Linked DNA regions of Mus musculus: region 2 is linked to region 1. The links are chromatin contacts, found by Hi-C or POLR2A ChIA-PET in ENCODE. All regions are on one chromosome and are shown on one strand. Each heading gives the region's core, a stretch centred on a gene start or an enhancer-like site at or near the end of the contact. The rest is flanking DNA. Distances are from core to core; before and after follow the strand shown.

Evidence for each region. A loop is a pair of places that touch in the nucleus more often than their neighbours do. ChIA-PET counts read pairs that join two places held with the same protein, here RNA polymerase II (POLR2A).
Region 2: a map of T-helper 2 cell shows a loop between it and region 1 (6-fold over the local background). The contact joins the promoter of H4c2 here to the promoter of H4c11 in region 1. A Hi-C loop is called at or near these places in 1 of 37 maps with a recorded cell type or tissue (T-helper 2 cell). POLR2A ChIA-PET finds 5 or more read pairs at or near these places in 2 of 5 experiments (Patski and embryonic stem cell).

What each region holds. Positions count from the first base shown.
Region 1 is chr13:21,733,728-21,736,335 of GRCm38, reverse strand. It overlaps H4c11 (H4 clustered histone 11), which reads right to left and starts at 1,302. Exons shown (of 1, transcript NM_178210.2): 1 at 880-1,302. The coding sequence starts at 1,240. The coding sequence ends at 929.
Region 2 is chr13:23,755,657-23,758,264 of GRCm38, reverse strand. It overlaps H4c2 (H4 clustered histone 2), which reads right to left and starts at 1,328. Exons shown (of 1, transcript NM_178193.2): 1 at 879-1,328. The coding sequence starts at 1,244. The coding sequence ends at 933.

The DNA.
Region 1 (2,608 bases), core at 53-2,552:
ATATTCTCAAAAAATTAAAAATAGAACTCCAATATGACAAAGTTATTTTAAACCTGAGCATATATTCAAAGAATATAGAGAATCATAGAGATATTTTTTTACCTCAATGTTAATTACTGCTTTATTCACAATAACAAAGAATTGGAATCAACCTAGTTGCCCATCTACAGAGAAATGGATAATGAAAAATTTGTTAATCAAGCAAACATACATAAATATTACTCATCTCTAAAGAAAAATGAAGTCATAAAACATGCAGGAAAATACATGGAATTAGAATGTGTATTAAGCAAAACCACATGCTCTCTCCCATGTGGAACAGACTAAACGCAAGCATTGGACAACTTAAATTGTTTCTATTGACATTTATGTGGAAGTGTAAACGTAGTAACAGTGTACCTTCATTAACTGTTGACTCTTGGCCGTTTTATGATTTATTAATTAAAGTTTTATGGCTTATAAAAACTCAATTCAGAAATTCACACCTCCCCCATATTGGCAGTTTTATTCAGAATTTTATTGCATCCGAGACAGCATAGTTTATAAAGCCAGATCAACCTCATTCTACACAACTGAATGTACAAATCCTGAACTTAAGTGGTCTGTCGCAAGGTATGAAATGACTTAAGTAGGGAAGCATCCTTAAGAGGTGGAAGCAGAAAAATGGGCAAGTATAATAAAACTGCCTAGAACAAATAAAAAGAGTGAAACCATGTGAACACCTAGTGAACTCACCACTTGACAGGACTATTCAGCTTTCCTAGCATTGTTCCGCATGCAAATTAAGCACATACATGTTCGTTCTGATTGGACAACCTGTTACGAGCCGTTTTCACTCCAGTTCTCAGTTAACAAGCGTCAGCTCTTCTGTAAAAGATGTGGTGGTCCTGAAAAGGACCTTTAGGGAAATATAGTGTAAGCGAGCAGCTTAGCCGCCGAACCCGTAGAGGGTGCGGCCCTGGCGCTTGAGCGCGTAGACCACGTCCATGGCGGTGACGGTCTTGCGCTTGGCGTGCTCCGTGTAGGTGACGGCGTCGCGGATCACGTTCTCCAGGAACACCTTCAGCACACCGCGGGTCTCCTCGTAGATGAGGCCGGAGATGCGCTTCACTCCCCCGCGCCGGGCCAGGCGGCGGATGGCGGGCTTCGTGATGCCCTGGATGTTGTCGCGCAGCACTTTGCGGTGGCGCTTAGCGCCACCTTTACCGAGCCCTTTCCCGCCCTTACCTCTGCCAGACATGACTGCACTCAGGACAGCTCAGAACAGAGATGCTGACCGGGAGCCTGAGCGCCGTCTTTTTATACTGTAGCGGGCGGACCGAAATGAGAACCTGCAGGGAGGAGGCGGGAAGTTGCGCCCGCGGCCGTGGGGGAGGGGAAGACTTACCAAAAAGAAAAAGGGCGCCTTTTGTTTCCCTGTCTGTGCTTTCTGAGGGAACTAGCTCCTCACGCCCTTTTAAGAGTTTGGAGAATCGAGCGCACAATCAGTACACTGATTGCACAAAATACAGAAAGCCAAGCGGCCCCTTAACAACCGGTAACCCCGTCCAGAGAGGACACTGCAGGCGGCTGCTAAGGCGCTTTGGTGCTCAGTACACACTTTCCACCGTGCAAACCGTGCTCTGAATTACCTTGTGTTCCTTCTCTATTGTAACCGCATTTCAATTTTTTTTTTTAGTTCAAACTTCCAAAAGGCCATTTTAATATGTTTATAAGAATTTATAGAAACCTTTAAGCCGATTTCAGTTCACAGTTTGCTTGGACCCCTGCTCACACCACACAATCTGGGAAACCCTGTCTGCTGTCCTTCCCTCAACCCCATATGCTTGGAGAAAACTTCAGGCTAACATGTCATCACCCTCACCTAAGAGTTTCTGGCAACCAACCCTGGCTTGGAAAAGGGCAAGACAGGGTCTAAACACTATCTCAGTCGCCCTTGGGGTGCCTACTTCAAAATTTATCCAAAGTGGGCTGGAATCCAAAATGCCTGACTTTCCTTTGTTCTTTGGTCTGCCCTCAGTACACGCTGACCCGTCTGGATGGCCACTAGAGGGCACTCTTGACTATAACATCCTTCGTGATCTTGAAATTTTCTGCTGGTTTAAGAATGGTCTGGACTCCCTTTGTTCACGTTTTGGGGGAACTGAATTCTTGTCCCTCCGTCTGTAGTGCTCGATGGCTTAGGCCAAGGTTGCAGCATTTTCAGACATACAGGGACTCAGACCTCGAGCAACCGTCATCTGAATCACTGGGTCTCCACCCCTTCTCTTCTTCTCTCCCCCTCCTACACACTAAGTGCTTTGTCTAGTGGACAGCCTTCTTCTCTGCACCCAGGCCTTTCTCCTATTCCACCTAATCCTTTCCCAATCCCACCCCACCTCCCCCACCCCCCCCCCCCAAAAATCACATACTCTGCTTACTGAAGTCTTCTTGCCTATACCAATGCCTTCTGTCTTCCCCTCTGAGCTAAAGGCCATGCACAATTAGCCTCTTCCCCTTACCCACCTTCTTCCCCTCCTCCCTGCTCCTCCTTCTTCTTTACAGGTTCCACTTATAGGTTAACCCTCTCCCCTTTATCCACTTCCACCCTCCCTGCCTACTCTGCTTC
Region 2 (2,608 bases), core at 79-2,578, 2.0 Mb before region 1:
ATAACACATACTGGCATATACTATCATTTCTGAGTCTCTGAATGGCACAGAACATATGCTGACTTCTGCATCCATTTCTGGAGTACTGGGATGACAGCTGTTGGTCAGTGTGTAGTGTGTTGGCTAAAACTTCGTTTTGGATGTAAATCAGTTTGTTTCTTCACGCTACAAATGTTACACTACATTGTGTTTTATGCCATTAATCTCATTTAGTTTCACTATTTAGTCGACTGTCAAAATTCATGGGAACAGAATTAAAGACCCATACCACTATATGAAAATGTTGAAGCCCTGTACATGGTGTCAGTGGTATATACAAAATAACCTGTATTACACATCCTTACATTTTATATTATCCTGGCATTACCTGTAGTAATTAATACGATGTAGATTTTATGTCAATATTTGTTTTAATGAACTGTTTGAAAGGGCTGGTCAAGAAAACATCATGTGTATCAAAGCTTCACTCTTTACTCAATTGTTTTTACCTCCAGGACCCGATGAGCCTGTTTCTTTAGTAAATTCTCATCTGGATGGTTACCTTTGTTCACCTACCCAAGGTTATTTTCAGGCGGTGGTAATGAGTCGTTGAACCTAGAGGTTCTAACACCTTTCCCCAAAATTCCAGGTTTTCAAGACTGTTTAACCGTCCTTGAACCAATCCTGAGAAAAGAGCCTTGAAGTGTCCTACTTTTAACAATTTGTACAAGGTGAGGCTGTACTTTGTGCACAAATTCAGCCTGGAGGGGTGGGGGTGGGGAATCTCAACTATGCTGACTATCCACAGCCTGAGTTAAAGCTGAAGCTATTAGTGAGGGCCGCTGCCAGTGTGGGGGAAGGGTGAGGGAGCAAAATGCACAGCTTTTTAAGGAATTCAGTGAGTGGTCCTGAAAAGGACCTTTTGTAACAGTTAAGAAAATCGCTTTAGTCCCTTAACCCCCGAATCCGTAGAGGGTGCGGCCCTGGCGCTTGAGCGCGTAGACCACGTCCATGGCGGTGACGGTCTTGCGCTTGGCGTGCTCCGTGTAGGTGACGGCGTCGCGGATCACGTTCTCCAGGAACACCTTCAGCACACCGCGGGTCTCCTCGTAGATGAGGCCGGAGATGCGCTTCACTCCCCCGCGCCGGGCCAGGCGGCGGATGGCGGGCTTGGTGATGCCCTGGATGTTGTCGCGCAGCACTTTGCGATGGCGCTTAGCGCCACCTTTGCCCAGGCCTTTTCCTCCCTTGCCGCGACCAGACATAGTTAAATTCTTACAAGCTTTCAGTAGGAAGCTGGTGAACTAAGAATTCGCTGTGTTATTATAGGCTCTTATCGGACCTGGTTGAGAACTTCAAGTGGGCGGGGACCAAAGGCTTCTTTTGCTCAGCCCATTTCAGGGCGGTGACTCTGGAGTACTGTATAGGGCACATGCAGACATGGAGTCTCTCAGGTTTCCCCAGATTTGAGTATACTGCTTTTATTATATGTTATATTGTTCTATAAGGATTTTAGCAAGGAGTTACATTTTTATGGACCAGTACCTGGAGGATTAAAACAAATACCCCTGTAAAGTATTTAGGTTTAAAACATCTTTTTAAAAAATTCAACAGGTGCCAAAAGACCATGTGATTATTGTTTCTTAAAACCTAAAAATTCAAATGTGAAAGATACTTTTAAAAATAAATTACAAGAGAATTTTTTTAATAGAAATTGAAATAGAATCGGTATAAGTAGAATTTATTAAAATTCTACTTGTCAACATAGGTCAAGCCCCTTTGCCTAGTCATATAGATGCACTTGGCTATTCCCTGTCTGGAATCCATTCATTGCTGGTTTGGATTGCTATATTTTTTATTAGAGCGGGAAAACTGCATGATGCTTGTATTCTATTTTGCCACCCCTACACAGTGTATGCTCTCGTTCAAAGTAATGAATTCAGAGATATTGGAACTGGTCATTTTCCTGTTCCCCCTTTATACTTATAAAACTTGTCTGATAATGGTGCCCACAGTTTGTTTGCTTGGGTACTACATTAGAAGAGATTGTTTCAAAGAAGTACTACATAAATATTTTTACCTGTTACTATTTGTGCTGGATAGTTTTATTCCAACTTGACACAAACTAGAGCCATCATACAGGAGGAACCTCATTTGAAAAAATTCCTCCATAAAATGAATCTGTAGACAAATCAGTAGAGGATTTCTTAATTAGTGCCTTATGAGGGAAGGGTCCTGCACATTGTAGGTGGTGCGGTTCCTGGGCTGGTGGGCCTGTGTTCTACAGGAAAACAGGCTGGGGGGAGGGTCAACATAGAGCAAGTCTGTAAGCAGCACCTTTCCATGGCCTTTGCAACCAGCTCCTGCCTCCAGGTTCCTTCCCTGATTGATTTCCTATTCCTCACCTCCTTCAGTGATGAACAGTGATGCAGAACTGTAAGCCTAATAAACCCTTTCCTGCCTGAGTTGCTTTTGATAGTAGTGTTTTATCACAGCAATAGAAACCCCAAATAAACACTATTTTAATACTCTTCCTAGAAGTATTTCCTTATCAGGTTATTATTTCCAACACACTATCAGTATCACCAAATGTGTATAAGGATTACATTTTATTACAGCATGTAATGAA